2 separate regions of the Homo sapiens genome follow, and region 2 is linked to region 1. Evidence: chromatin loops called from intact Hi-C (ENCODE). Cell type or tissue: natural killer cell. All regions are shown on one strand. Each heading gives the region's core, and the rest is flanking DNA. Links, peaks and the distances in the headings are about the cores only. Region 1 holds the start of CELF6 (CUGBP Elav-like family member 6). Region 2 overlaps ARIH1 (ariadne RBR E3 ubiquitin protein ligase 1).

The links. Hi-C counts contacts between places; a loop is a spot of excess contacts. Peaks named below come from ENCODE experiments on the same cell type or tissue, not always from the same donor. Only the 100,000 strongest peaks of a DNase experiment are listed, where the experiment ranks them.
Region 2: a loop joins it to region 1, with 5 times the contacts of the local background. A loop is called at or near these places in 11 of 110 quality-filtered maps.

The regions. Positions count from the first base shown.
Region 1 is chr15:72,305,056-72,320,945 of GRCh38, forward strand. CELF6 (CUGBP Elav-like family member 6) reads right to left here and starts at 15,102. Exons shown (of 13, transcript NM_052840.5): 1 at 14,558-15,102; 2 at 10,790-10,872. The coding sequence starts at 14,819. RefSeq lists silencers at 14,789-15,128, 15,189-15,238. In natural killer cell, for the core only: CTCF peaks have their summits at 7,737 (motif pointing right) and 7,936; a DNase peak (open chromatin) is centred at 7,736.
Region 2 is chr15:72,527,161-72,543,050 of GRCh38, forward strand. All of the region lies in intron 2 of ARIH1 (ariadne RBR E3 ubiquitin protein ligase 1), which reads left to right. Among named protein-coding and RNA genes, the nearest start is that of MIR630, 52 kb to the right of the region's middle. RefSeq lists silencers at 6,085-6,134, 13,844-14,044. In natural killer cell, for the core only: a CTCF peak has its summit at 6,040; DNase peaks (open chromatin) are centred at 6,051 and 7,561.

The DNA of each region.
Region 1 (15,890 bases), core at 3,560-11,559:
TTCTGCCTGGGGCTCTGGGCAGGGGCTATGTGAGGCCTGTCCCTTTGGCTTCTGGACTTACTTAAAGGCTTTGCATGAGAGGATTGGGAAGGAGGGTAGAATTGATACTGCAGATTTGTGTTTTATGTCTAAAATGGAGAATATCACGCTATGTGTCATTTAGATGAGAGTCTGGGAATCAGACTCAGTGCTATCTGCCCTCAACTCTAGTCATTTAATGGTTGTATGACTTTAAGTAAGCCACCTTTTCTCAGATTCAATTTTTCTTTTTCTCCTGTGTAGCTGAAATTACAGGCACGTGCCACCAGGCCCGGCTGATTTTTGTATTTTTAGTAGAGACAGGGTTTCTCCATGTTGGCTAAGTTATTCTTGAACTCCTGACCTCAAATGATTCACCCGCCTCAGCCTCCCAAAGTGCTGGGATTACAGGCGTGAGCCACTGCGCCCGGCCAGATTCAATTTTTCAAATGAGGAAAACATTTCCCAAGCTGCTGTATCACTAGAGTCTCCACGCTCACCTGCTCCATCCCCTCCCTAGGGTCCCCTTCCCTGAGGATGCTGGAGTTTTCCAAGGTGCCGTTCTCAGCCCTTTTTGTCTGGCTCTTCCTACTTTTCTTGGATAGTCTCATCCACACTCAGCCTCAGCTCCTCTCCACACAGGGATGACTTAGAGCTCTGTGTCTCCAGCCTGCATTCTCCTCTGAGCTTCAGAGCCATGTTACCAGCTGCCTGCTGGACATCCCCACTAGAAAGTCCCACGGGCGCCTTCACTCAACACACCCAAACGAGAGCTCATTTGTTTTTTTTTTTTTTTGCCCCAACCTGATCCTCCCAGTCACCCAAGCTATAAGCCTGGAAAGCAGCTTGACTTCTCCTTCCATCCCTTCCCCGCTCCCACCAACTTCATCTTTTAATTCAGGGGTTCCTGAGGAAGTGTAGATAAAAATCACCCAGGAACCAGATGAGGCTCTTAAGTTGGGGTATTGCATAATTTGAAAACGCTCCTAGGTGATTTCAATATATCGCCCCCACATCCCCATCCCCCAACCACCCTGAGTGAATTCATGATTGAATCCCCATCTCACCTTCCTCTCATGGGTGTTGTGGGGATCACATGAGGTAATGGGGACGCAAAAGGTCTTTGTAAACTGCCAAGAGCTGGGTGCGTGGGAGGTGAGGAATTATTGTTGGGGGGCAGGCAGCTGAGTGCCAGGAGGGAAAAACAGCGGCCTTCCCGTTCATGGAGGAAGGGGTACTGATGCCCATCTGGCCTGAGAAGGTGATGATCTGACCCCCTCCCCTCAGGAAATGCTCTGCTTCTGCACCAATCAGGGGCCACTCCATCCCTTACCAATTTGCTCGTTGCCGAGACAACAGGCAGCTTCCTGTTACCATAGCCACAAGTGCTACCCAGTAACCATGGTAACGCCCTGGCAGTCACAGTTGAGCAATTTCCTTTGGATCAAATTTGGGGGTGGGAGGGGCAGGGAGGGCTTACTAAAAAAAAAAAAAAAAAAGGAAAAGAGAACAGGCCAAGTCTGAACCAGCGCAACTCCCCTCCCACCCAGGGCTCTGACACACCCACCCGCTGGTGGTGGAGCACCTGCAGTGTACCAGGCTGTGGGTGGGGGCGGAGACACCAACAGGACTCAGGTTGCAGTCTAGAGGGGATGACAGATCAATCCAAGCAGATCAGGGCGAGCTTGACAGGTCTGGACTGGCCTGGACCAGGGACCAGGAGGACAGGACCCGTCCCTGGGCATGGCCACCTGTGATTGTGGAGGAAAGACCAAGAGACAGAGCCATGGAGAGCAGAGACACAGGGAGAGATGAAGAAACACTGGCAGACAGAAATGATGTGAGAGAAAGACAGTTCTAGAAAGGGGCAAGGAAAGAGAGTTACTGGTGGAGAGGGGAAGGAAATGAGGAGAGGAAGGGTAAGGAAGCGGGTGCAGGAGAGGCAGGGAGGAGCCTGGTAGGGAAGAAGGCCAAAAGAGTAGAAGCCTGGGGTGGGGGGCAGTGAGGGTGAGCAAGACCATCATTATTTTATTAGTTCTTAAATAGATCCTGAGAATTTCTCTCTGGAGCCTAGAGTGACGAGCACACGTGACAGCAGCAGTTTCCATGGCAGCTGCCTCCCTGGCTGGGTTTCCTGGGAGATGGTGCTCTGGGGGACGCCACCTTCTCTCCTCCCACCCACTTCCCCACCCTTCAACAGAGAGTGGGCATCGGGTGGTACATACATGTTCCCCCCTGGACCTGACCTAGGCCTCCCACCACCCAGGCATGCTGCCAGCATTTCCTGAACTCTGTGATGAGCCCCAGGCAGCCTTTCGTGGGAGACAGTGATGATCTGTATGGGGATCCTCTCTTCATAGGCTCGCAGAGGGGAAGATAATGTTACCATTTCCTGAGAGCCCACTCTGTGCCAGGCCCTTCCTGGGACACTTTACATACATTGTCTCTAAATCCTTCCAACCACTCTTCAAGGGAATACAAGTGTCCCCATATCATAGATGAGAAAGCTGAGGCTGAGGGAGGTGAAATCACTTGTCTAAGATCCCATGGTGGGTAAGTGGTTGAGCTGGGATTTACCCCCAGATCTGTCTGAGGCTGAAGCCCATGATTTTTGCACTGGAGTGCTGCTCAAATCCATTCTTAAGGCATGAACACAAATAGTGAGGCACAGAGGGACCAGGGCCTCGGGGGAGTGCAAGGTCAAGAGCTGTGGAAGAGGCAGACTCCAGCTGAAGAGGTTGACTGAGGAAAGCTGCATAGAAGAGGCAATGTTTGACCTGAGCCTTGCAGGACTGGGGTCATTGGCCATGTAGAGATAATAGGAGAGGTAGGAGTGGTGGCTGAGCACGCTGAATGGCTAGGGTACGGACAGGGAGCTGCAATGGCTAGGGTACGGACAGGGAGCTGCAAGCCTGAAGGAGCAAAGTTTCTAGTGAGCACTTGGCATGGGAGTAGCCATGGTAGAGCAAATTGCTTCCTAGCAGATAGATGTGGATTTCAATCCTGGCTCTACCACTTGCTTCTCTAAGGTCTCTGAGCCTCAATATCCACACTAGTGAAGAGGGAATCATGATCTTAACTTGCAGCGTTGTGATGAAAATGACAACTGCTAGATCTTAGTAGATACCTCAGATATAAAAAGTTATTGTTTTTTTTTGTTTGTTTGTTTTTTGAGTCAGAGTTTTGCTCTTGTTGCCCAGGCTGGAGTGCAATGGCGTAATCTCGCCTCACCGAAACCTCTGCCTCCCAATTCAAGCAAGTCTCCTGCCTCAGCCTCCCGAGTAGCTGGGATTACAGGCATGCGCCACCATGCCCGGCTAATTTTGTATTTTTAGTAAAGACGGGGTTTCTCCATGTTGGTCAGGTTGGTCTTGAACTCCCGACCTCAGGTGATCTGCCTGCCTCGGCCTCCCAAAGTGCTGGGATTACAGGTGTGAGCCACCGCACCTGGCCGGTTTTTGTTGTTGTTATTGTTGTTAAGGATATGAAACTGAAAGGTAGGCAAGGGCCAGATTAGGGAAGGCTGTGAAAACCGCATCAAGGAATTTTGACTTTTGACTTTGTTGTATTTCAAAGGCAATGAGGATCCAGGGGAGGGAAGGATTTTTAAATGTTTTTTTTTAAACATTTTTATTTATTTATTTATTTTGGAGACTGAGTCTCACTCTATCACCCAGGTTGGAGTGCAGTGGCGCGATCTCAGCTCACTGCAATCTCCGCCTCCCAGGTTCAAGCAATTCTCCTGCCTCTGCCTCCTGAGTAGCTGGGATTACAGACACCCACCACCATGCCCAGCTAATTTTTGTATTTTTAGTAGAGACGGTTTCACCATGTTGGCCAGACTGGTCTCAAACTCCTGACCTGTGGTCTTACTCTGCTACCCAGGCTGGAGTACAGTGGCGCCATCATAGCTCACTGCAAACTCCAAATCTTGGGCTAAGCGATTATTCTACTTCAGCCTCTCAAATAGCTAGGAATACAGGTACATGCCACCATGCCCAGCTAATTTTTAAATTTTTTGTAGAGACTGGGTCTCACTATGTTGCCCAGGATGGTCTCAAACTTCTGGGCTCAAGCGATCCTTGGACTTCATCCTTTCAAAGTGCTGGGATTACAGGTGTGAGCCGCTATGCCCAGACAGGAAAGGGTTTTAAGTAGAGGAATCATCTAGTCAGTTTTGTCTTATGAAGGATCCCATAAGCTGTCACTATGTGGAGAAAGGATTGGAAAAGGAGTGATTAGAGGCAAGAAGATCAGTGGCACAGGTGAGAGGTGAATGTGACCTGGATAGAAAGAAATGAACAGATTTAACAGATGTGTAGGAAGAATTAACTGGGCTATAGTTCTATTGGATATGTGGACCCGGGAAGAGGAGGGCATATTGGCTGAGCCTCAGGTTCATCGCTTGGGAGTTGGGGAAGGTGGGAGTTTGGGAGTTTGGGGGTACAAGGAAGTCCCCAGGGGAGGAACCCAAGAGAGTAAGAACAGAGTTGGGGAGAGCAGGGCTCTGAGCCTTCAGTCCCCACAGAGCAGTGGTGATGGAGGACACCTGGGATTTAGGCATGTTATGTGTGGCTGGAGGAGAAAGAGAGCTGCCCCCATGAGCTTCCTGGGCAACCTATTATATATATCTTGTTCCTGCCATGGGCAGAGGAGGGACATGGCAGTGGGATAATCAGGACGTAATCAGGAGTCCCCCTTGAGGAAAAGAGGACATTGCCTCCCAGGCCAAAAACTTGTCCTGGGACTTCAGGTGAGCTCTTGCCCTGGCTGAGCACCTGTTCCCTTAAGAATTTCCCAGGTGGAGTCCAGGCCCATGTCTGCTTCAGAGCCCAGCCCTGGAGGGGAATTCAAGGGATAGAATGTCAGAGAGAACAACCTATTCCAGGCAATGGAGTGGGAAAGGTCAGAGGCCGCACAGACACGCACAGGGCCCTGGACCTTCTGCCCCAGTGAGCAGAAGGGAGAGCAAAACCCTACCTAACTCTCTGCCCTGATTTGTCTAAAATTCCTCCCTTTGGGCTCAGCATTGCCCTTTTCAGATTCTTCTGCCCTGATGCCAACTATTCTTTTCACTGAGCACTCACACCCTCAGCACTCCCCATTCCATGGGAAGAGTTTATCAGAACCTTCTTGAGGAAGGGAACACTGGTAGGTCTGGGAAAGGTGTCAGGAGGTGCAGGGCAGAGTGGGACAGAAAAAAACCAAACTTTCTAATTTTTAGTACTTTGTTTTACCTCACCCCCCTCCTCTAATTCAACCCACTGTCAAGTCCCATTGGTTCTAGAATCTATATGGATATCCTAAACAGCTCTGAAATCTAACCTCTTATCTCCTTTCCTGGCCTATCTCCAGCTCTAGGCCAGCATCACCATTCATCCACACTCAAGCAACACTGCACTAAAGGGTCATCCAGCCTGCAGTGTTGCTTCCTTTCCAACCCAACCTTCTTCACACCATAGCCAGAGTAATCTTTTTTTTTTTTTTTTGAGACAGCGTCGACCTCCAGGGCTCAAGCAACCCTCCCACCTCAGCCTCCCAAGTAGCTGGGACTACAGGGGCACACCACCACACCTGGCTAATTTTTAAAAAACTTTTGTAGAGACGGGGTCTCACTATGTTGTCCAGGCTGGTCTCAAACTTCTGGGCTCAGCGATCCTCCAGTCTCAGCCTCCCAAAGTGCTGGGATTACAGGCATGAGCCACTATGTCTGGCCCAGAGTAATCTTTTGAACCTAGTCTCTTACTCTTCTCTGCTTAAAATCCACCTCTGTTCCCCCATTGCAAGCCTCCTGTTAAAGCCCAAGATTCTAAGACTAGCTGTCAAAACTTGTGAGTCTTTCTTCCACTGCTGCCCAACATGCACGATTCTCTCTACTCATGTGGAGCCTTAGCTATCTTTGCTAGACACCTTCCCTGCCAGTGTTCACACTGTCCCCAAATTTTCTTGTCTTTTAGGTTTCTAGATCCTCAAATATGATAAAATATGATCATGATTCAGCTCAGATAACATCTCTGCAAAGCATCTACTCCCTCCCCATTTCTTTTTATTCTTTTCTTTATTCCTTTATTTATTTATTTATTTTTATTTTGTATTTTTGTATTTTTAGTAGAGACGGGGTTTCACCATGTTGGCCAGGCTGGTCTCAAACTCCTGACCTCAAGTGATCCGCCCGCCTCAGCCTCCCAAAGCGCTGGGATTACAAGTGTGAACCACCGCACCCGGCCTTTTCCTTTACGGTTTGACTCTGGGACTCCCTCCCCAATTCTGGTCTCTCTTTTACTTGCCCAGATGTATGCCTGAGTGAGATGCAATGAGGCTCACCTTTTTTCTTTTTTTTTTTTTTTGAGACAGAGTCTCGCTCTGTCACCCAGGCTGGAGTGCAGCGATGCGATCTTGGCTCACTGCAAGCTCCGCCTCCCAGGTTCACGCCTTTCTCCTGCCTCAGCCTCCCGAGTAGCTGGGACTACAGGCGCTCGCCATCACGCCCTGCTAATTTTTTGTATTTTTAGTAGAGACGGGGTTTCACTGTGTTAGCCAGGATGGTCTCAATCTCCTGACCTCGTGATCCGCCCGCCTCAGCCTCCCAAAGTGCTGGGATTACAGGCGTGAGCCACTGCACCCGGCCAATGAGACTCATTTTTAAGAAGCATCTTGAGGGCAAAGACTCAGACTCATTCATGAAGTGGTTGCTAGCACATACAGTGCCTTTCTGTAAATTATAAAAAGGCACTCCCCAACCCTGGGATGAATGAGAAAAAATGTGCCCTTTCCTCTGGGCTGACAAAGCCTTGAAATAATGTGCATGACTTAGTCAATAGAGCATGGCTGGATTTTTGCCCCCATCTGCCCTCTCTACCCAAGCTGTTTTGTGCAGGGCACAACTTGCAAAAGCAAATGTACTCCCCTACTCAGTAACATCTGCCTTCTTCACAGCGTTTGAAGGGATGGCTTCCCAAAGAAAGGGAAGTCAGGAACAGGGAGATAAACAAATAGGGAGGCACCTTATGCATCTCGTAAGTGGGGCTGAGGCTAGGCCTCACCCTCTTCAGGTGGATTCTGGAGCATAAAGTGAGGCTAAAAGAAGGAATTCTGGCTTCATCAGGAAGAGGCTGCAGGAGGTGGGAGCCAGGTGGGACAGACCAACCAAGGTTTGAAGGAGTTCTCGAATAGGGAGGCAAGCTTTCATAGGGGACAGAAATTGGCAGGGGACAAATGGAGAGGAGCCAAGCAAAAGAAGGTCTTAGTCAATCAGAATCCATGAAATTCTTGGCCAGGAGTGGTGGCTCACGCCTGTAATCCTAGCACTTTGAGAGGCTGAAGCGGGCAGATCACTTGAAGTCAGGAGTTCAAAACCAGCCTGACCAACATGGTGAAACCCTGTCTCTACTAAAAATACAAAAAAATTAGCTTGGCGCGGTGATGGGTGCCTGTAATCCCAGCTACTTGGGAGGCTGAGGCAGGAGAATCACTTGAACCCTGGAGGTGGAGGTTGCAGTGAGCTGAGATGGCACCACTGCACTCCAGCCTGGGTGACAGAATGAGGCTGTGTCTCAAAAAAACACAAAAAACAAAAAACAAACCATGAAATTCCCCCTAGGGTTTCAGACTTTTCTCTCTGGGGGCTGACCTAGCCTTTTCTGGTCCCATGGTGACAGTCCTGCCTGATGCCAGCAGGAATTCAGATTAAAGTCTTGTCCCTGCTTCTCCAGCAGGTGGCAGCTGTGCTCAGGACCCAATGGCAGCAGAGAGCTGGGCACTCCTCCTCCATGCTGGTGGGCCTAAGGCCAGGCGACTAAAGTTGCTGCTGTCCCTGGCAGGCCCAGAGGAAAGATTGATGGCACAGGCATTGCTGGGGCTGGCCAACACAGCCATTGATTTTCATTTAGGAGAATAATTAAATATTAATTTTCACTTTGTTAAGCTGGAGAGGGTGAATAAAGCCAATCCTGACAGTATCAGAGGAAGCCAGGCCATGTTGGAGACCTGCAGATGAAACAGTGAGAGGGGGAAGATGTCCCCAGTCACCATTCTCTCTAGAACCTAAGACCCCTGTCTGCTACCTGGTTGTCTCAGGTCACAGTACAGTGGTTAAGTGAATGAGTTCTAGGGCCAGATTAGCTGGGCCCAAAGTCCAGATCTTCCCATTATTAACTATATGACCTTGGGCAAGTCACTTGATTCTTATGACTTAGTTTTCTCACCTGTAAAATGGGAATGCCAATAACAATACCTTATTTAGGCCTGGTGCGGTGGCTCATGCCTGTAATCCCAGCATTTTGGGAAGCCAAGGTGGGTGGATCACTTGAGGCCAGAAGTTCAAGACTAGCCTGGCCAACATGGTGAAACCTCATCTCTACTAAAATTACAAAAATTAGTTGGGCAGAGCCCTGTGTCTTGTGGAGGAGAGATTTTTTTCCTCCCAAAGTTTATCTTAATTTTTTTGGGGGGGACCTCCCATTTCCTTTCAGGGTAAAGCCTGGCATTCAAAGTTTCATCTTCAACTGCTGCCCTCTGTAGATCTTCCCTCCAGCTTCCCTCCATGCTCACGTGGGCCTCCCCCACAGTGCCAGCCGCATTTCACACCCACCTGTTCCTTCTGTGTCTGCACCTTTACCATGCTGTTTCCCACATGGAATGTTACAGCTTGTCTCATTGACTCTCAGTTCTAGAAGCAGAAGTCATTTGCTCCCATGATTAGATGAATGATGAGTTCTACTCCTACTCCTACTAATGCTGCTGTTACTATTACTGTTACTATCACTACTACCACCAGCTAACTCATATCGAGTGCTTATTTTCTGCCAAGAACAGCATTGAGTACTTTAGTTCACTTAATGACTTAGCTCATTTAACCACGACAACAACCCTATGAGTTTAACTTTACAGGTGAGGAAACTTAGGCTTAGCAGTAAAGACTTGCCCAAAGTCACAAAGCTAGTGAGTGGTGGGCCTGGATCCACACCCAGGTCTCTCTGACTCAGGAGCTTGCATACAGAGGACCAGTGATGGTGACAAATTGGTGTTACTTGGCACTTAGTCCCCAAAAGTGAGGCTAAAGGTGCTTCAGTTACTGTGCTTGGTTCTAGGAGCTGTCACCCCATTAACAGCTTGATTAGCTCTTGGCGAAGCTTGCTCCATTGCTTGGTAGCTCCAATTCAGAGAAGTGACTTCTTTATACTGAGCTGAAATCAGTGCCTATTTCTTATTATATTAACTGATCCGAATCTTGCCTTCTGGGATCACTCATAGAAAACCAAACCCCTCTTCTAGAATCTGAAGGTAGTTACCCCAACCCCAACAGTAGTACTTATTGAGATCTTACTCTGTGCCAGGCACTTGCTAAGCCTCAAGTAATCCTCACTACAGCCAAGCGAGCTAGGTGTTAGTATAACCCACTCCTCATATCTAAAGAGACTGAAGCTCAGGAGTCCAAGTAACGTGCCCAGAGACACAGAACTGATAAATGGCAGAGCTGGGATTCAAATCCAGGTCTGTGAGACTCAAAACCCAGTGTTTTTTTTTTTTTTTTTTTTTTTGAGACTGAGTCTCACTTTGTTGCCCAAGCTGGAGTGCAGTGGCATGATCTTGGCTCACTGCAACCTCTGCCTCCCAGGTTCAAGTGATTCTCTTGCCTCAGCCTTCCAAGTAGCTGGGACTACAGGCATCTGCCACCATGTCTAGCTAATTTTTGTATTTTTAGTAGAGACAGGGTTTCACCATGTTGGCCAGGCTGGTCTCGAACTCCTGACCTCAGGTGATCTGCCCGCCTTGTCCTCCCAAAGTGCTAGGATTACAGGCGTGAGCCACCGCACTCGGCCTCAAAAACCAGTATTTTTAATTATTAGCTTATGATGCCTCCCTATTAAAGTCCCTCTAAGCCCTATCTCCTCCAGTTAAATCATCCCAACTCTTCCAAACTATTATTCCAAATATATCTTGTGTCTTTACTTCATCCTCGTCTCTTTCTTGTAGACAAACGACTCTCTTAAATTTGAGAGGCCTAGAACTGGACATAGTCCCAAGTTTGGCCTGTGAATGGCATTTAAACAGTGCTCTGTTCTAGACACACCGCTTCTTGGACAAGAGAAAACAAGGCTGTATAGTATGACTTGCTCTTGGTAAACCCATGCTAGTTACTAACGATCACCCCTTTATTCTGCCATATGGTCAGTAGGTCCCACCTTGCCTTTTGTTGACTGATTATCCATTAGCCAAGACCAGACCAGGTACCATTGGTGCCTACAAGCCAAGCTGCCTGTAGAATCAGGTCTCCCCTAACTTTAGCCAAGTGTTTGCAGTGTGGAGGGAAGACAATCTTAGTGAGTCAAGGCACCAAAAATAACCATTACAGGAAAAGGACTAGAGAGAAGTTCCAGCAAGGACCTTAGGACTAGAGAAAATGGGCTACCAGTCCAGCAGAACCTCTACCCCATGTATCTGCATACATGCTCACACCAGTGACAAGAGACACCCAAAGCCATAATTTTACCAAGGTGAATAAATTCTAGCTTAGCCCTCAACACTGATGCCTCTCCTAAAAGATGGGTGGAACGCCTGGCCCAAGGATCTTGAGCCCCTTTTTTGAGCCAGAAGATTGGATGTAACAAAGAATTTGTTGCTGTTCAGGGTACAGGAAGCCCTCTCCTAGAAAGATGACTCTGCTTCTAGTTCTCGGTCCCAACCCAGCCCCCACATGCTGCTTTGGCATGCACACAGGGCACTGTCCCCAGCCTGAGGTGATTCCCACCCCCCAACCTGGAGGACTTACCCCTGGCAGGGTCTTCTGCTCGTGCAGTGCACTCTGGGCCTTGAGAGCAGAGTCCCGGGCGCAGTAGGTGAGGAAGGCACAGCCTGAGGAGGAAGAGGCTGGCTCAGGGGGTTTCCTGAAACCCCCAACTATTCTTCTTCGAAATACCCCACTAAGTTGACAAACTTAAGGCCACTCTCCTTTAAGCAAGGACTCTGCTTTCTGAGAAGCCCTCTCTGCCTCCCACCTCTGGAGGGAGGGGCTTCATGTGCCTGGGGACCAGTGTCCCAGGCTCTGGCTCCCTTTCATTTGCTCCTGGCATCCTGCCCAGAGAACATATGTGCCCACACCCAGTCACATGTGCATACAATCCCACATCTCCCCTCCCCACTCCAGTCACAAGTCCTGTTGGGGTTAAACCTCCCTAAGCAGCTTTATCATCATCTTTAACCCAGACTTCCCCTTCCTTTTTGGATTCAGACTCATGGAGTCTCCCAGGATCAGCCTCAATTCCTTCCCAACTCAGTTTCGGATGGGAGGAGGCAAAAGAGTAAAAGAAGGATTGGGAGCCAACCCCAGGAGCCCCCAGCTCTTGTCCATGTCTCCCTCCCCTAAGTTTGAAGCTGGGGAATGGATTGATTTGAGACTTAGAAGATGGGATTGGTTTAAGGGCTTCCCATAGGTGGGAGTTTCCAGGGACCCCCTAATCCTGTTCAAGGATCTTGATCTGTCAACCCTCCTAGGGCTTTGAGGTAGGGCCTCTTAAAGAGTTATTGTGCCTCAAATCTGGCTCCTCTAAAAGGGCCAGCATATATGGGTCAGCGAAGAGGTCTAGGTTGAGCCAAAGGGTCAAGTTTAGCCCTCTGTTTGTTCAGCCTCAGGACCTGTAGCCTGCTAGGAAGCACTGAAGCAGCACTCTCCTCCTTTCCAACAGCCACTGAGCACTCATTCATTCAGAAAATATTTATTGAACACTTACTTATTATGGTGGGGCATTTTGATGACCTTGGAGATAGAGTGGCAACAAGACACACATTCCCTGCCCTCATGGGGATTAGACAAATCATGAGGGACCCCTAAACAAGTCCAAAGGGTTGAGTAATGTCTCAAAGAAGGCACTGAGTCCTCGAGAACAAGAACACTGAGTCCTTAACAATCAGGTGATGAAAAGGACAGTGATTATTTCAGACAGAGGGAAAAGCATATATGAAGACTGAATCAAGAATTTGGTGTGTTGGGGAAATGGATAGGTTAGTGTGGCTGGAGGCTGGTGTATGGGGGCAGAGTGGCTAGTGAGATATGCAGGAATCAAGTCATATGTAGCCTTGTGGGCCTCAGTTGGATTTTGAACTTTTTCCTAAGAGCAATAGAGAGCCACTTTAAAGGGTTTTAAGCAGATCTGTGAGATGATAAGATCTGTTTTCAAAAGGAGCATTCTGAGTGTAGGAGGGAGAAGGACTGAAGGAGGAGAAAGTGGATATGGTGAGCCATTAGGAACTTGGGGCAGATTTCCACTTAGACCTCAGCAGATTAGAAAGGCAAATGGGAACATTTTTTTCTGGCCTCTTCTACAGGGCTGCCCCATTAAGATGGGTTTATTGCCGGACATTCATTGAGTTAAAGGGAACTTAGAGAACTGAGCAAAACTCTTATCACATCAACAGGGAAACTGAAGCCCAGAGAGTGGGTCAGTGGCAGGGCAGGATTTGGAATGTCTTAACTCCCAAGCTGGGGTTGTTTTCAAAGCACTGTGGCTGCCTGCCTCGGTACCCAGACATCAAAAGGAAAATGAGTCACTGTTTCTGGGGAGAGGATGAGGAAGATGTTGACTTGGAGACCCTCTACAATCATCTTGGAAGGCAACACTTGCCTTGGAGAGTTGTGATTTAGTTTGGAAATAAATCACCAAACACCTGATTCCACTTACATCCCTGCTCTGTGTTTTGCTACCAACCCATATCACCTGACGTCCAAACCGGGCAGGTTGCCTGTCTGAAAGGCTCAGGGGCCCAGTTGCTGCCTAAAGAAGCCCCATGTGGACTAGCCGGGATAGAGGGTGGAAGAATGAAGGGAAGAAAAGACAGAGAAGCATGGTTTGAGAGACAGATGAATGAAAATAACAGGCAGAATTAGAGCTAAATGAAAAGAGAGAGGATGAGGGAACAGTTCAGAGACTGATAGTGAGAAGAGTGAGATTTAAGGGTATTCTATACACTTCCCTTATTGTACGGATGGCCTACAAAGATTAGCTTTGTATGTACATCCTGAAATCAATGTCTAAAAATAAGAAAATGAGTTACTACAGAGGGATGGACAGACAGGCAGGTAGTGGGAGTGCATTAGAAGGACTCTAGATGGTGAGGTATTGTCCTTTCATACACCCATTAACACAATCCCAGCCCAAAGGGTGGAAGCTGTACTCCTAGCCAGATGGTCCTAGCTCTTCTATTGGCATTTTCTCGAAGTGCCTACATTAGTGTGCCAAGGAACCCTACGAGGCCTCCAAGTTGAAGAGGTGGCAGTCTGATTCCAGCTCTCAGTCCTTAGGAATGTACCTTTAGCTGTTACCCAAGGCCCACCACTCCTCTCTTAGGAAGATCATGGAGGATAGTTGGTGACTCTTTCCCAGCAAAAACTTGAAAGCACAGCATGGTGGTGGTGGTGGGGGAGGAGATAAGAGTGTTCCTTCTCAAATCATCTCCCCTTCTCCTGCCCATGTATGACATGTGACTCTGGCTCTCTTACTCCAGCCCTGCCTGGACAGACTTTTCTGCATGTAAACAAGCCTCCTCCCTCTCTCTACAGGAAGAAAGGGGTGTGGCCGAACAGGACCGTGTATCTCTCTAGAAAGGGCAGGGAGAAGATCTCCTTCTGTCTCTTCAGCCTGACTCACCCTGAGAATGGGCCTGGACTGGGACCAGCCTGTGAGGGGAGGGAAAGAAAGAGGCCATAAAGAGGACTGGGGAGGAGCAAAGAAGAGGCACAGGAGTGAGGGGATTAGAGAAGGAAAGAAGTGTGGATTTAGCTGAGAGAAATCCAAGAAGAAAGGGACACAGGGTGGCAGGAGTTCCCAGCTGAGGTCAGGGTTCTGAACTGAAATCAAAAGAGGTAGAGTGCATTGGGATTCTGGCGAAGGGCAGGAGAGATTGGGGCTGTTGTTGAACATGAGGGGGTGTCTGGAACTGAGAGCCTCCTGGGAATTGAATTGGATTTTGTGTTAGACAGGTCTGGGTTCTGAAGAAGGGGAGGGTTTGGGTCTGCGGTGTTTTAGGTTGGCAGTCTGAGAGTCAAAAGAAGGCTCTTGAGGGGGATGGCCGGACTAGGAGGCCAGAGGAGGGGTGCAAGTCCAAGATATGCATGTGGGTGGTTAGGCCTGAGTGAGGTGCCACCAGATGGAGGATTCAGGAGTGTTTGGGCTCAGGGTTTGGGAAATTGAGGGTATTCGAGATCTAGAAGGTGGAATAAGTTTTCAAATTCCAGAATTTTAGGTCTGATGGGAGAGGTGGTGGAAAGGTCCAATTGAAAGGCAGGGACTGCTGGGATGTGAGAGGTGGAGGCCAGGAATTTGGAGGTTAGAGTGGAGAACATGTTAGGGGACCACAGTGATAATCAGAGGGAGGATGTCAGAGAGAAAATTCTGTGATCTGGGAAGGGGGCTGGGCTGAGGTGGGGCTGATATTGGACTGGTGTTGGACTGGCTCTCGGCAGGGCTAGGGCTGGGGCTGGGCTGGGGTCGGGCCACACTCTAATCGGATTGGGGCTGGGCTGGGCTGGGCTGACCCCGCGCACCTTTGTGGAGGCCGGTGAGCCGGTCCTTCAGCACCGTCAGCTCGTAGATGCGGCCGAACTCCTCGAACAGCGGCTTGAGGTCCTGCTCGTCCAAGCCCCGCGGGATCTGCCCCACGAAGAGCTTGATGGCGTCGTGGTCCTTCATGGGTACGGCGGGACCGGGGTTTAGCCCGCTCATGCCGACGCCGCTGTCCGCGGTGCTGAAACCCAGGCGCGGGCCGGGGCCAGCGGGCTGCGCTGACCCTCCCGGCGCCGCGGCCATGTCCCCGCCCTGTCAGCCCTCCCGCCGGTCCCACTGGTCCCGCCTGTCCCGCCGTCCCCTCCCTGGACCGGTGGCGAGGGCCAGGGGGAGGGGGCGGAGCCCGGGCGGAGAGGGCGGGGGGCTGCCCAGGGGGCGGGGTCCGGGTGGAGGGGCGTAGAGGGGGTGGGGCGGGCAGGAAAGGGGCGGGGCCGGGGCGGGGCGGGCCCGGGCCGAGGTGGCGGCTGAACGCTGGGGTCTGGCTTGAGGTCCCCGTGCGGCTCTCTCTGGGCTCCCGCCCGAGCTCTCCCAGAGCCGAGCCCCGAGCCCCAGCCCCCGTGCTTGGTGACGTCAGGCAGCTGGCCGCCGAGTCTACGCAAATGATTTGCATAATGAGGAAGCAGCCGCCAATCAGAGTGGGAGTTGACTGGGCTCGCCGGGGGCGGGGGGGGCGGCTGGGCTCACGCGCTCCTGCTCGCCATGGCAACCGGACCCTCGAATGCCCTGTGTGTGTCGAGTGTGTGCGGGCGTGGCCGTGGATCGCGCGTGTGCGCCTTGGGCCGCGTGAGGGGAAGCAGCTTCGTCATGCGTGATGGTGTCTGCCGGAGTCGGGGCTAATCCCCACCGCACACACAGGCACACACAGGCAAACGCAGGCACACGCAGGCACACACACCTCCAAACGCTGGTGCGTTTCCTGCGGGGGTGGATGGGGATTCCTCTTCTCTATTCCCACTATCGAGCCAGTCCCTCGGAGCCAATCCCACCCCGCCCCATCACACATCTCTGTCTTCGGTGTCTTTAACCACTTTCTTACCCCTGAGCCTCAGACACATTCGTCTCCCTTGCAGCCTTAAAAAGAAAGGAAGAATAAAATAAAAACCCCTTAAACACTCCTTGAACACGGATTCCTCCTTAGGAGAGTGAGGGAACTTAGCCGTATTTACTCAGAACCCATTATGCACCAGGTGCCCAGTTCATCCCAGTTCTGTGAACTCAGGAGTGTTCTCTTTTTCCGGAAAAGGAAGCTGAGGTTCTGAGGGTCGAGGATGTTAGGGCCAGGCCCACCCCAACATTTGTTGGGCCCAGCGCAAA
Region 2 (15,890 bases), core at 2,608-10,607, 220 kb after region 1:
GTGAAATAGACATTAAAGATTGAGAATCTTAGGTGTGAAGGTTGTGCAGTCAGGAAAATGCCAAAATCAGAATGTCAAACTATTTTAGTGGAGGCACTGTTGCTGCTGCCATTGGGCACAGGTATCACTGCTGATAACATCAATATTGGGCATATGACACCACAACTAATACCTCTGCAACGTCTGAAAGCTGGATATCTCCTTACTCCTTTGATAGATTACCTCATTGAACCTTCTTTGAGTAGTGAGTTTTTGATAAACTGTCTCCCTGCTCCTGCCTGGGAGGAATTCTCTCACCTGGAGGGATGGGAAAGTGAATTGTGTCCTCTGTTTACCTTGCTAGCTTTTTTTTTTTATCTCCGTATCCTTATGTCTGTTCTCATATTACACTTTAGTAGTACAAAACTTTTGTGACAGTCACCAAATTCATTTTTCTGCTGCCTCAGCTTTGCAATTGTGTTTTGACCCAGGGCTTCTGTTTACTGTGCAGCTCTAGGGAGCATCTTTGGAATTGTACTGTCATTGGCCCAGGCCTGACTTGCCTTTCTTACTGTCTTTTTTCCTAATTTTCCTTCAAAACTCAAGTTAACCTTTTCTTCTGAGACAGCTTTTCTTATCTCTCAAGATCTACTTGCTTTGCACTGTATTGTTTATTTGATTTAGTATTTTACCACTTCTATTTGAGGTTCTTTGTGCAGAAACTATCCTACTTTTCTTGTATTCCTACACATAACGCAGTTCCTAATATATAGCCATTGTTTACTAAGTATTTTAATTAAATCCAGCCATTTATAGGTTTTCTTTTCTGTAATAGAATTTTATTGAAGTTATGACATGAATGTAAATCAGATTTCATTTTGGGAGCTTTTAGAAACAGCATCAACAATGGAGCTACTTTTAAGTTGATAACAAGTAAAAAAAAAAGTGTCTTTCTTGCAGCTCAGATTTCTTGTAGGTTATTAAATTATAATAACATTTAAAAACTCATTTCAGTTGATAGTATGGTAGTATATAGGGTAAATGCTAATGAATTAATTGGTGTGTTTGAGGTGGGATGAAATACAGGTGGTTGAAAACTTAACCACCTATAAAACTTAATTATACTTGGACAGGTATAATTAAAGAATCCTGAAGAAGGATTTCAGTCTTTCCTGGACTCTGTTACAAATAGCTTTTCACTTTTCATTCTGAAGCATTAATACCCATTTAATGGGTAGGTACTAGTGTTAATACTTGGATGTGATTATGATAACATGGAACTTTTTGTAGCCACATTATTAATAATATATAATTTCATAATTAGCCTCAGGGATGGTGAAAGTAAATTTGGTTTTTCAGAAACCTTGCCTTTTTGATGACATTTATCACTATTCTACAATACAGTGAAATTTTTCCTGTTTAAACAATCCACGGCCGGGCACAGTGGCTCATGCCTGTGATCCCAGAACTTTAGCTGACTGTGGCAGGAAGATCGCTTGAGCGTAGGAGTTTGAGACTAGCCTGGACAACATAGGGAGACCCCCATCTCTACAAAAAAATAAAAAATTAGCTAGGTGTGGTGATGCACACCTATAGTCCCAGCTACTCAGAAGGCTGAGGCAGGAGGATTGCTGGAGCCCAGGAGGGTGGAGCTGTGATCTGTGATCATGTCACTGTACTCTAGCCTGAGTGACCAAGTGAGACCCTGTCTCAGACAAAAAACAAAAAACAATTCACGTATTATTGAGGAGAGTAGTGAAGGGCAAGAGGCAAATGTACGGCTGGGTGTGGTGGCTCATGCCTGTAATCCCAGCACTTTGGGAGGCCAAGGTGGGCGGATCATGAGGTCAGGAGATCGAGACCATCCTGGCTAACACAGTGAAACCCCATCTCTACTAAAAATACAAAAAATTAGCCGCGTGTGGTGATGGGCTCACGTAGTCCCAGCTACTCAGGAGGCTGAAGCAGGAGAATGGTGTGAACCCAGGAGGCGGAGCTTGCAGTGAGCCGAGATCCACCACTGCACTCCAGCCTGGGCGACAGAGCGAGACTCCGTCTCAAAAAAAAAAAGCAAATGTACTATCTCATTATAGTACAGTGATTAAGAACACAGAATTCTTGCTCCCCCTATCTCACTATCTCACCTAGACTGGAGTGCAGTGGCGTGATCACAGCTGACTGCATCCTTGAACTCCGGGGCTCAAACTGATTCTCTCGCCTCAGCCTCCCTAGTGGGTAGGACTGTGCACCACAACACCTAGCAAATTTTTTGTAGAGATGGGACCTTACTTTGTTGACCACACTGGTCTGGAACTCCTGGACTCAAGCAGTCCTCCTCTCTTGGCCTGAGCCACTGCACCCTGCCAGGAATTTTTTAAATATCAGCTATGTTTAAGACATTGAGCAGGAGCTTGGTGATGAGGAGTTACACACAACAGTGTATCATACAATAGACCACCATGGTACGTAGAGATAAGTTTTTATGGCTCCATGGTACTTAGAGATAAATTTTTATTTTTGACCTAGGTGGGAAAGGATTTAGTAATGAGGTGTGGCATTTGATTGGACAAGGAAGGGCAGAAGTGATATGGGAACCTGGGTATTTAAGGCTCAGAAAACAAAACTAAGTGGGGCACAAAGTTTAAGGAATATATGTTGAACAATTATGAGATTGAATGTCTGGAGTATGCGAAGAATAGAGGGGAAATGGTTGGAAATGTTTAATGCACGTTATAAGGGCCTTGAATTTTAAGTAAGTGAATTTGGAATTTTTCTGTCTTTATTGGGAAGCCCTTGAACGTTGTTTTATGGAGAAATAGTGATGGAAAAGCATTATTTCAGAAAAAAATCTAGTAATAAATGAGCTGTTTTAACTATCCAGGTAAAAGGAAAATATTGTCCTGACTTACAATAGTGACAGCTAAATTGATAGCAGAGGGTAGATGGAAAGAGAAGTAAAATTAGTTTTAACTGAGACAAAATATAGGAGACTCTGGGAAACTTCTGGTAATTTTGACCGTTCCTTTCACTAAATACACTAGAAGAGGCTAGGTGAAATACTGAAACATGTTTGAAAAGTAAGATTATCAAATAATTAGTAAGATAGGAAATAGAGGTTCAAGGTTGAGAGTTTGGGAATCAAGGGAAATTTAGAGAAACAAGCTTCCAGTCCTTGTTGCTCTAGCAGTGTATGTTGATCCAGAAGAGGTAGCTAAGAGACTTAGCTGTGAGTTTTGTTTGCCCTTTGTTAGTAGAGGGGGAAGTTGGAATATTAGGTCTACTAAGAGCGAAAATTGAATACACTAGCTCCTTAAAGACTGAAGATGATCTTCATGTCTTTTGGGTAGTCCAGAAAACCTTAAACCTTGAACTTGGGTTAAGATAGCCCCCGTATATAACAGAAACAAACGTAAATCTTCTCTAGGGAAATAACATTATTTAAGACCTTAAACTATTTTCTCAAATTATTTTTCTAATTAAAACATAACAACCTGGAACTTAAGATACTGGAATTGTCAGACCTAGACCAAAATGAGTATGCTATCACCAGGGAGCTGTCATTCAGATTTGGAAAAAAATCAGAATTTTTATAACTAAACAAAATAAGCAAAATTAACTTTGTGACATAGTTTAACAGCAGACTGGACAAAGCTGAAGAGAGTTTAGTGTATTTGAAAATCAAACAATGATCCAGAATTAAGTATATCCATTAAAAGATGGAAAATACAGAAGAGATTAAGAAATACAGAGGATATAATGAGAAGGTCTCATTGAGTTTTAGAAAGAGAGGAGAGAATGTGGCAGAGGCAGTATTTTAAGATAAAAATGACTGAGAATTTTGCAGATTGGTAAAAGACCCAAATGTCATAGATTGAAGAAACATAACAGTTCCCATGTGTGATAGCTACTTGTTTCACTGATCCTAAGATACACAGTTTTTCACATTTTAACATCTGAAATCTGGATGCATCTTTCAATTATTGACACCTTACAGTCCAAAAAGATTGAAATTTTGACTCGTGAAAAATTTTCCATGTCAACTTCTGTTAAGATCATGAAATTTCAGCACGAAAGCATTTTAGATTTTATGAAATATGGTAAAAAGAAATCCACATTTTTATTTATTTATTTATTTATTTATTTATTGAAACACAGTTTCATTCTGTTGTCCAGGCTGGAGTGCAGTGGCACAGTCTCAGCTCAGTGCAGCTTGCACCTCCCGGGTTCAAGGCATTCTAGGGCCTCAGCTTTCTGAGTACCTGGAATTACAGGCACGAGCCACTAGGCCTGGTTAACTTTAGTATTTTTAGTAGAGATGGGGTTTCGCCACGTTGGCCAGGCTGGTCTCGAACTCCTGACCTCAGGTGATGTGCCTGCCTCAGCCTCCCAAAGTGCTGGTATTATAGGGGTGAGCCACTGGGCCTGACCAGAAATCCACATTTAAAAACATCTTAGTAAAACTACAAAATCAGCAAAAATAAAAAATCTAAATCAATGAGATACAAGAAAGGCTGCTTTCAAAAGAGTGAAAGTATAGGTATAATAATATTCTAGAGCACAGCTCAACAGCAACAGTGAAAGTGATAGTAAGATGATACCTCAGTCTTTTGAAAGAAAATAAACCTTACCTAGAATACTATGTTCATGGAAAATATATTCATAAACAGTATGTTTTAATTAATATAAATGGTTTTATGTTGTACCTAGCTTTTGTATCTTTTTAAAGCCAACCAACATTTTGTTCTGCCAGTGTTGATTGAAGTTTCAAATACTCATAATTGTTATTTAAGCAACTATTTGTCTGTTAAAGGGAAAAATCTTGCAGAATGTTGTACTTTGGAATTTATAACCTTAAATGCATAATGAGCTAAGCATTCATCTTAAAAGTCTCAAGTAATAAGCTTAGAGGTCTCAAGTTAGGAAAAGAACAACAAAATAAATATAGGGAAAATACAAGGAAAGAAATAAAGAACAGAATATAATAAAATAGAAAACATGCAGTAGAAGGGATCAAGAAGCCGTAAGATTTTTTTTTTTTTTTAAGACTGATAACGTTGACACTTTGATGAGGTTAGGAAAAAGAGAGATCCTAAATAACCAGTATTAGGAATGAAAACAGAGTATCACTAGGATCTTGTGGATGGTTTAAAAAAAAACTCTTAAAATTATGGACAACTATTCAAACTTGATAGACGAAATGGGTAGATTCCTAGAAATAGGCAATTTCCCAAAACTGACATAAGAAATAGTAAACCTGTATCCTTATTAAGTATAAAGAAATGAAATCCATAATTTAAAATGTTCTTATAAAGAAAAGTTGAAATTCAAATGGTTATACTGGAAAGTTCTACCATAACATTTAATATGACAGTAACTTCAACCTTATTCTAAAGAACAGAAAAATAGGATCTTCTGCCTTCATAAAGATATCATAACCTTTATACCAAAACCCAAGGAAAGATGATACACCAGTTTGTCTTATGTACATAGATACAAAAAAACCATACATACACACACGCACGCACACAAAACAAAAACTGGAACAACAGAAACACCTCAGAATATTAGCAAATTGAATTCAGCAATACATATATAAAAAGGAGGGTAACCCAGCATGGCCACCTGAGGTGAATCCTGGGAATGCTAGGTTGGTTTAACCTGAAACAATTCAGCATGATTGGTCACTTGAACAAATTGATGAGAAAAACATTTCAGAGATGCCAAGGAGCCTTTGCTTCATGATTTTAAAAAGAAGCTATTAGCAATCTAGAACTTTGTTAACCTTATAAATCTTACAGAAACATTTGTAGGAGATATCATAGTTTATCCACTGAAATGTTAAAAAAGATTTCCCTTTTAGATGGGAGTTCAAGATGTGGATATCGTATCTCCAGTTCAATTCAGCATTATACTAGAAATGATTCTAGCCAGTAGAACATCAAAAAATGAAAACAAAATACAGTGTTGTAAGAGAAATGCCTGTGTTTTTGGGGGTTTTCTTTTTTTTGAGATGGGGTCTTGCTCTGTCTCCCAGGCTGGGGTGCAGTGGTGAGATCATGGCTCACTGCAGCCCCCTACCTGCCAGGTTCAAGCAATTCTCCTGTCTCAGCCTCCCAAGTAGCTGGGACTACAGGACCATGCCCCCAAGCACAGCTGATTTTTGTATTTTTAGTAGAGATGGGGTTTCACCATGTTGGCCAGGCTGGTCTTGAACTCCTGAGCTCAAGGAATCCACCTGTCTTCAGAAGTGCTGGGATTATAGGCGTGAGCCCGTGGGCCCGGCCCCTGGCTGTTAATATTCACTGACAATGTGATTGTGTATTCACAAACAATGTGATTGTACATGTGGAAAAATCAGAATCTGGAGGTAAATTGTTAGAATAAATGTCTTTAGAAAGAAATATGAAAAATTTCTTTTTTCTTTGACCCAATAATTCCGCTCTCAGGTATATATCCAATAGAAAGAAATACGTGCACATCTACATTGAAAGTCATATATAAAACTGGTGGTGGCTCATGCCTGTGGACTCAGCAACATGGGAGAATCGCTTGAGGCCAGGAGTTACAGATCAGCTTGGGCAACATAGTGAGACCCCGTATTTACAGAAAATTAAACAATTAGCTATGCATGGTGGCATCTGCTTGTAGTCCCAGCTACTCAGGAGGCTGAGGTGGGAGGATTGCTGGAGCCTAGGAGGTCAAGGCTGCTGTGAGCCATTTTTATGCCACTGCACTACAACCTGGGCGACAGAGTGAGACCCTGTCTCAAAAAAAGAAAAAGTCATATATAAGCATGTTCCTAGCAGTATTTATTCATACTTCAACCTATAAACAACCCAGATGTTTATCACTATTACACTAGATAGATAATTATGGTATATTGACATAGTAACTATTCAGCAGTGCAAAATAAATGAGCAAAAGCTACAAGCCACAGCATAGATAAATCTTAAAAACATAGTGAAAAGAAAAGGACCCCAAGTAATACCTATCTACTATATGGTTCTACTTACATAAAATATAAAAACAGTTGAAACTAAGTTTATATTGTTTAAGGATGTGTGTTTAGGTGGTGTAGCTATTTAAAAAGGGCAGTGATTAAAACAGTTGAAACTAAGTTTACATTGTTTAAGGATGCATATTTAGGTGTAATTATTAAAAAAAAAAACAGGGTAGTGATCATACGTTTAGGGGGGCTTGTAGAGTACTAGCAGTCTTCTGTTTCTTGTCCTGGGTGGTATTTATATACTGGTGTTTGTTTTATAACAGTTTGTAAGCTGCATGTTTATGTACTTCTCTAGGATTGTGTTATTGCAAAATAAAAATCATTTTAAAACACATATACACAGACATAGGAAAAGGATCAGTCTTAAAGGGAAGGTCCATCTTTTTTCCTGGACATGTAGGATTAATAGTTCCTTTGTACCTACAAGTAAACTTACATTTTGCCAAGACAGCTTTTCTCACTGCTCTCCTAGGCTCTAGTATATTAAATCTATCCTAAATTTAACTTAGATTGTGTTAACTTACTTGAGCAACCTCTGCTACCCTTGTGGTTTCTGCCACATCAAAGCCATACTCCCCGGATTTGGGGTTTGAAAACCTTGTGTACATTCACTCCATTCTGTATGTCTTTGCTTATAACTGTATATTCCTTGGGATGCCCTCTGCTATTCAGGCCTCAATCTTAAGAGCTGTAGCTTTGTACAGAATCAGAGCGTATCAAGAATACTTCATTCTGGGGTTGTGCTCATAGCCATCACGTACAATTCTGTGCATCACAAATCGATGCCTCCTATGTCTTCTTATTGTCTGTATTCTTTTTTTTTTTGAGACGGAGTCTCGCTGTCGCCCAGGCTGGAGTGCAGTGGCGCAATCTCGGCTCACTGCAGGCTCCGCCCCCTGGGGTTCATGCCATTCTCCTGCCTCAGCCTCCCGAGTAGCTGGGACTACAGGCGCCCGCCACCTCGCCCGGCTAATTTTTTGTATTTTTAGTAGAGACGGGGTTTCACCGTGTTAGCCAGGATGGTCTCGAACTCCTGACCTCGTGATCCACCCGCCTCGGCCTCCCAAAGTGCTGGGATTACAGGCGTGAGCCACCGCGCCCGGCCTTATTGTCTGTATTCTTACCACATTTACCAACTTGTTTCAACATCTTGAAGTTAGTTTTCTGTACTTCTCTAGGATTCTTCTCCCATTCTTGCATGCTAAGTAGCATGTCATACTACAAACAGGTATTCATCTCTTTCCTTCCAAACAATTGACATTACAACTAACTAGCATAATTCCTACATATAGTTGCTGAATAGGTGAGGGAACTGTGTTAAATGGAACTTAATTATATTACTACCTTGTGTTTTGATGGATAATTTGTTTTAACATAGCTGAATTTTAAACATACTTGTTTGATTCATAGGCTTTCAACTTTTACAGCCTGAGGACTTGCATTAGATATATTGAAAAATCGTTATCAAAACAATAAAAAGACAATTTCTTTTTATATACTTGAAGAAACGATATTTCTCTTCAGTTGGAATGAGATCCACTGTTGCATGAATCACAAGTAGTAGTGTGTTTTATTTTCTAGATAAAAATGTATAGCAGGAGCAAAAGACCATTAAGCAGAGGGTGTAGATTTCCTTTAATGCACGTATTTGGAAAGAGGTGGACAAAAAAAGCCACTGTCTTGGTTTTCTTTGAAGTAAAAATAGTTTTTTAAAAATAATGGTTCTTGTCGTTTTGGGGACTGTAGTCTCTTTTGAAAAAGTAATACAATCTTGAACCTTCTCCTGGGAGTGCGGGGGTGGGGCGGGGGCAGAGAACATTTGTAAATAAGTTATAACATTTGGATTCTGCCCAATTGTTGAAATGCCAGGGACCTCCAATTACAAATTTATGTGTTTGATGATCTTGGTAAAACTGAAATAGTCATAAGCCAGAAGTCGTAGACAACCACCAGTAAAGATGACACATGTGTTTGTAGTGTGGCTGGAACACCCTGTGAAAACCAGCATCTGTGTCTTCTAAAGCCTGTATTGTACAGATGTTCTCCATTCTGTGTTAGAAAAAGAATAGTCATTAACTTCTTTTGTAAATGTCCTCCATACTTTTATTTTTATCTTTTAAATTTTATTTCTAATAGAGATAGGGTCTTGCTATATTGTTCAGGCTGGTTCCGAACTCTGGGCTTGAGCGATCCTCCCAGCTTGTCCTCCCACAGTGCTGGGATACAGGCTCACTAGCTACTGCACATAGCCTTTTTTTTCTTTTGAAATTTTATTTACCTGCATAGTTTTACATCTACCTTTAAAACTCATGAGAAACAATAAAATTTTATTATGTAAAAAAGCTTTTTGATTAGCAAAATTTTTTATCGTAAAAGCTGAATGGGGGGGATGTAAGAGGTCAATTTACTGTTCACTTGGCTTTTGGGTATTTAGGTTTTTCTGTAGTAAATGGGTATTGGATCCCTTTGGAAGATGGCATAGTTTATTGTAATTCTGTTATGGTTTTGCGAATTCGAGCCTAGAAAGAGTTATCTTAACATCTGTTTCACTGTGGTTAGTTCCTTAATCCACCTGCCTTCATCCTGGCTCAGAACTAAAAAGGTTAAAGTATGCAGTAAGATTTTTGTGCTGCCACTTGGAAGTAGTATTAATTAGTAGCTGCTCTATCAAGCATTCTTTTGCTTAGCAGTAAGCAAACTTAGGAGATTTTATTACAATGCTGTTTTTTTAGGTTTTATTTTATTATAATGCCTTTTTAAAAAAAATTAGGCTAATAAGAAAAATCTTATGGCCTCAAAAAGTATTCTACTTTTTCTGAAAAATATATGAGCAGTATGTATATTTAGCTATAAAAACTACATAGAATACCCATTTTTTTTTAGAGATTAGCTTAAGAAACCTAAGTCTTTTATAGCAAGCTGTTACAGATTTGTGTGAGTTCTCATTTTTGTTGTTGTTGTTGTTGTTGTTGTTGTTTGTAACATGAGGGCTAAAAGCTTTCCTTAGGATAAAAAGGTTTTCTATCCTTAACTCCTTTAGATGGTTTTTGTTCTTTGGAATTCTGAACTTACCTAGTAGAGGTATGTAGTTATGCCAGTCATCTTACATTCTTTTGAAAGAATAACTTTAAAAACCACAAAGGATGCAGTAATATCTTTTAATTTGTTTGAAAACTTACATTCTGCCTCAGGAACCCTTTTTTAAATTTAATTTTTTATCAAAGTAACACAATCATGATTTTTTAAAAGTCCAATAGTTTCCCAAGAGTTATAAATGAAAAATAGTGCTCCAAACCCTCAGTTCCAATCCCATTCCCCAGAAGAGAAAGAACTATTTATTTTAGTATTTTTTATGACTTATTATTCCGTATTGCTGTTTTAAGACAGTCATCTTCATACCTCATGTTACTTTTGCTTTTTATAAATGTGACGGCAGTTCTTATTCATTCGTATGATTTAAATGAATTTAAGATATTCCTTTGCTCCTTTGACATTTTCCCTTAAATGTACATTTTCTAAAAGTAGAAAAAAATTACATCATTAACAGGTTAATGTGGCTGGGGGGAGTTGAAATGGCAGTTCTTGGAAGGGTTTTGGCACCCTGGATTTTTGTTCTTTGTCAGAACTATAAGGTATAGAATAATTGTGACTTTTGTAGTATTTTGAAATTGCAATCCGATACCCATAAACTGCCATATGTGAGTGTTAAAACAGAAATGTTTTGGTCATTTAGAAGTAAACGTTATGTGTATATACATTTTCATACATGGATACATATAACCTATAATGTGTTTTTTAATACATTTTCATATGTGTGCTTATTTTTACTCCCTCTCAGGCTTATAGCAATAGCTAGTTGACTTGCAAATGTATAATGGAAGCATTAAAAGACTGGATAGGAGGATTGAGCTCTGATAGTTTAAGAATAAGCATAGAGGCTGGGCGTGGTAGCTCACACCTGTAATCCCAGCACTTTGGGAGGCTGAGGTGGGCAGATCACTTGAGCCCAGGAGTTTGAGACCAGCCTGGCCAACATGGCGAAACCCCATCTCTACTAAAATCACAAAAAAATTAGCCAGGAGTGGTGGCACACATCCGTAATCCGCTACTCCAGAGGCTGAGGCACAAGAAATGTTTGAACCCGGGAGGTGGAAGTTGCAGTGAGCTGAGATGAAGCCAGCCTGGGTGACAGAGAGAGACTTTGTCTCCCTCTCCCCCGCAAATAAATAAGTAAATAAAGGAATACAGCGTACAAAAGCCTACTTTATATCTTTAAATTGGTTTTACATTTTGCTTTTCTGATTCTATTGTGAGAATTAGTACTTCTCCAATAGTTGTTGGTCTTTATGAAGTATGAAGACTTAGTAGCTTTGAAGATAAAATTAAATATTCGAATGGCAGTGATGCCACAGTCACTCAGGATTCAAGAAGAAGCATTAGCCAGTGGTGATCCCTACCAGCCCCGTTTCCTCTCTCCTCAACCAGACATAAGAGCTCTTAGGCTGTAACTTTCCTGCCTTGAAATTTAATTCATATTATTTGGTATGTTTCTCTATAGCAGGCAAGTAAAATGAAAAATTAAGATTCAAATATTCTGGAAAGTTGTCTGAGTACCAGGTTGCTCAGCTGTATTTCTGTAAATATACTCAATGTGCAGAAATAATCCTGGAGAGAAGAGAATTTACAATCTACTGAGAAACTGCTTAAATCCAATATTTTTTAAATTGACAGATTATTGTCTATATGAAAATCTTAATGTAGAGAAATATAGGCCATAGGAATGGGTGTTAACCTGCTTGTGCCCTTTCTTCACTAAGGAAAGGCTGAAGGAGAAACCATACTGCTGCTTGTTTTTTTACTTTGATCAATATGATTTCCTGAAAAGGATAGGCAGGGTTACAGGGAAGGAGAGAAGCACAGTCCTAGGATAAGCTTTGCAGCTCTTTCAAGTCAATGAAGCAGAGAGAAGTATTTGGTTAACTCATTAAAGATGCCTCAACTACAGTGCTTTACATTGAGTCAGTTCCTTTTTATTTTGGTCTGATTTTCAGAAGCAATGATTTACATAGAAGCCAGCAAACTGAAGGAACTTCCAGATAGTGCCCAGGTAAACAGTGTGGATAGTTAAGAATCCAGCCTATTCTTCTATGCCTGGACTACTATCCAGGCACAGTAGTCTTAAATAAAACAATCATAATTAGAAGAAATCAGCTTTGTCTTAGGAAATTAAACATAAGACTCTTGAGATGAGGGATCAGAGGTAAACTGATAAAACAACAGAAGGTGAAAAGGGAACTGACAGAACAGAAAAAAAAAAGAAAGGATAAATAATGATTTTGTAGAACTTCAAACCATGTTGATAGCAGAAAGAAATAGAGCAGGCATTACAGAAAATAGGTCTGGAAGACAGGAAAAGGACAAAGAAGTAAGTAGCAACTGGTAAACATGGAGGACAAATTAAGAGACTGGATGCAAACCAAACATATTCTTAACAACTAAAGGATCTTGAGGTAATTAATATCCAAATGACATTTCAAAAGAGAAAGTTAAGTGCTTAGAATAAAGCCTAGTGGAACTGCTAAAGTTCAAGAATAAAGAAAGAAGAAAATGAGAAAATTATTTTGGCCAGACTTCCTCAGTAACAACAGGTAACAAGAAAATAGAACACTATCTCTATATGAATATTGAGGAGGGAAGGGATTTTGGCCAAAGTGAGCAGTTGAACACATTTAAACATTAGAATTATGTCTAAGTAGTTGGAGGTGATCAAGTTTATGAGACAAAAAACAGTTATCATTCTTGAAAGAAAGGCTACATGATATAAAAACAATGGGCCGGGCACGGTGGCTCATGCCTATAATCCCAGCACTTTGGGAGGCTGAGGCGGGCAGATTACAAGGTCAGGAGTTCGAGACCAGCCTAAACAATATGGTGAAACTCTGTCTCCACTAAAAATACAAAAATTAGCTGGGCGTGGTGGCAGGCGCCTGTAGTCCCAGGTACTTGGGAGGCTGAGGCAGGAGAATCGGTTGAACCTGGGAGGCGGAGGTTGCAGTGAGCCGAGATTGCACCATTGTACTCCAGCCTGGGTGACAAGAGCGAGACTTTGTCTCAAAAAAAAAAAAAAAAAAAAAAAATTAGTGAAAAAATTATATAAAACTGTAATCAACTGGGAAGAGCTTTAGGAAGTTCTGACCAAAACCAAAGGGATGATCAATGTATTATTTAAGTTTTATAAATTAAGAAATGTATTTAAGTATTAATTACATAGGCCACTCCTAGTAAAACTAAATTAGATTTTAGTAATTTCCAAATAAACATTGTGGAGTCAGGGGTGAATGGACCATATAATAAATACAGATCAGAACAAATACATGAAACTTTGGTAAAAGAAAAAGATTTCTGGGCCTACTACCCCCAAGAATATGAGTGGATTTTTAGCTTCCCACTCATATTTCATTTAAAATACTTAGCAGTATTTGAAAGTTCCTTTGGTGGCTTCTAGAATGGATCAAAAAGCTATAAACTCCAAGCCACATGTAGTGGTGTGCACGTATAGTCCCACCTATACTCAAGAAGGTGAGGCGAGAGGATCTCTTGAGGCCAAGAGTTCAAGGCTGTATGCTATTATTGCATATGTGAAAAACTGCTGTGCACCAGCCTGGGCAACATAGTGAGACCCTAACTCATTTTTTTTAAAAAAGGTATTAACTCCAATATACGCTATTTTTAAAAATGCTGCAAACTCCAGTACATGCTATCTAAAGCACAGGAATTCAGATTGATAGTAAAAGTGTTGATGTGATCGGACCCAACACCAGGCTGTGGGGGCGACAAAGTCCAGCGGAGTCAAAGGAATGAGAAAAGACAAGAGACAAAGTGGGACCAGGGGGCCAACGCTAGTATGGAGGCTGCGAAGGCCTGGAGCTCTGGGAGCCCACGCTATTTATTGGTGATCAAACAAAGAAACAGGTGGTGAGGATGTGGGGGTTAAAAGGAAGCGGTGTATCAAGCGAATGAGCTACAGCTGTGAGGGTTTAGCATTTTCTTTGAAACATATGGCTAGTTGAGATAATGGGAGTGCTAGAAGTAAGGAGCCAGCAGTCTAGCAGGCATGCAAGCCCTGCCTCAGCTTCTCTCCCGACACTCAGCTTTTCTCCCAACAAAAAGAACTTGAAATACCTGAGAATAAAGTTACTGGAAGATGTGCAGGATCCACATAGTGAAAAAAAGTTATAAAACTATTGAGAGACTGAATAGGAATTGGAATTAAGTAAATTAAAAGATACTTTGTTCTTGGCTAGGAAGACAATATTATAGAGTCAATTCTTTCAGTCAGTTTACTCTTGATATAATTGTAGTAAAAGTTCCAAGAGGATTTGAAAAAAAAATTAATGATTGTACTTAACTTGAAAAAACAAATATGGAAGAACAGAGAAAATTCTGTGAGAAGAATGATAAAGGGATCTTTGTCAAATATTGAGAATTTATCGACTACAAGAGCAGACAAATTAGTGGAATAGAATGGAGAGTCCAGGAATAAACTTGTCTAAATAGGAAATTTGGGTATATAGTGAACAGATCAGTGGGGAGAGTTAGATTAGTCAGTTACTCTTTAAGAAGAAACTAAGTGCTTGTAACATGCCTGTAGACATTAAGGGCTCCAGGAATAATAAAGTAGTCCTCATGGGGTTTACATTCTAGCAGAGCAAACATAAAGAGTGATTACAGTTAGTAATGTTGTAAGTGCTGCAAAGGACTGCAGAGTAACAATGGGATGTAATTCAAGGGAACCTTATCTAATGGGGGTGGAAGTGAGGAGCTGTCAGAGATCAGTTATTTGAGGAAGCTGGGTGTAAGCTGGAACCTAAAGGTGGGAAAAAGTGTTTCCAATAGATGAAACAACCCTTCAATAAGTGATTAGATTTTTGGATTGAAATGAAATGGAATCCTGGCTTTACTCCTTATTACGCAAAAATAAATCAACAGTTTTAATGGAAACAATTTAAAGGTGAGATCTAAATCATTAATGAATTTCCATTAAAAAATCTTTGGGTATAGAGGTCTTTTAAAGTGTGATATGAACTGCAGAAATCACAGTGGAGTAGCACGATAAATGTGCCTACATAAAAATTTTAAAGTGGTAATTAAACACTATTAAAGAAGGTTGAAAGACAAGAAAGAAATGAAAGAAAGCAACCCATGAAACAAAGATTTACTCTTCCTCTTTGCATACTGAACTTAATAGGGAATAAGATCACCACAGAAAAATGTGTTCACCTTCACTAATAAATAAATAAATACAAGTTAAGTCTAGGTATTTTTCCCTATCTGATGGGCTAAGATTTTAATCTAGGATTATTTATATGTGGCACATTTAAATGTCCTTCAGAATAACATTGGTTGGATATATTATAGTAAATAACTACAGTGGAATATTGTGCAAAAATGAAAAATGTAGACATTTAAAGACAAAGGTGTCTGTTAGATATTGTCTAGTGAAAAAAGCAGGTTATAAATCTGGACTAGGGTGTTACTTATATGAAATTAGGGACACATGTCTGTGTGGCTGTATACTCATAGAATGCTGTCTAGAATGTTAACCAAAGTATGAGAGTCATTAGTTCCCTGTTGTCAAATTTTGGATGACAGAAGTTTGTCTTGTCTTGGGAGCATGAATATTTTTATAAAACAAGGTGTTTAGCTGGTTTATGAATTGATATTTAGTGTTAATCTCTTATGCTTTCAGTTTTTCAGGTAAAACTTGGTATTTTATATTATCTTTTTTTTTTTTTTTAAATTTGAGACAGTCTCGCTCTGTCACCCAGGCTAGAGTGCAGTGCAGTGGCACCATCTTGGCTCACTGCAACCTTGCCTCCTGGATTCAAGCGGTTCTCATGCCTCA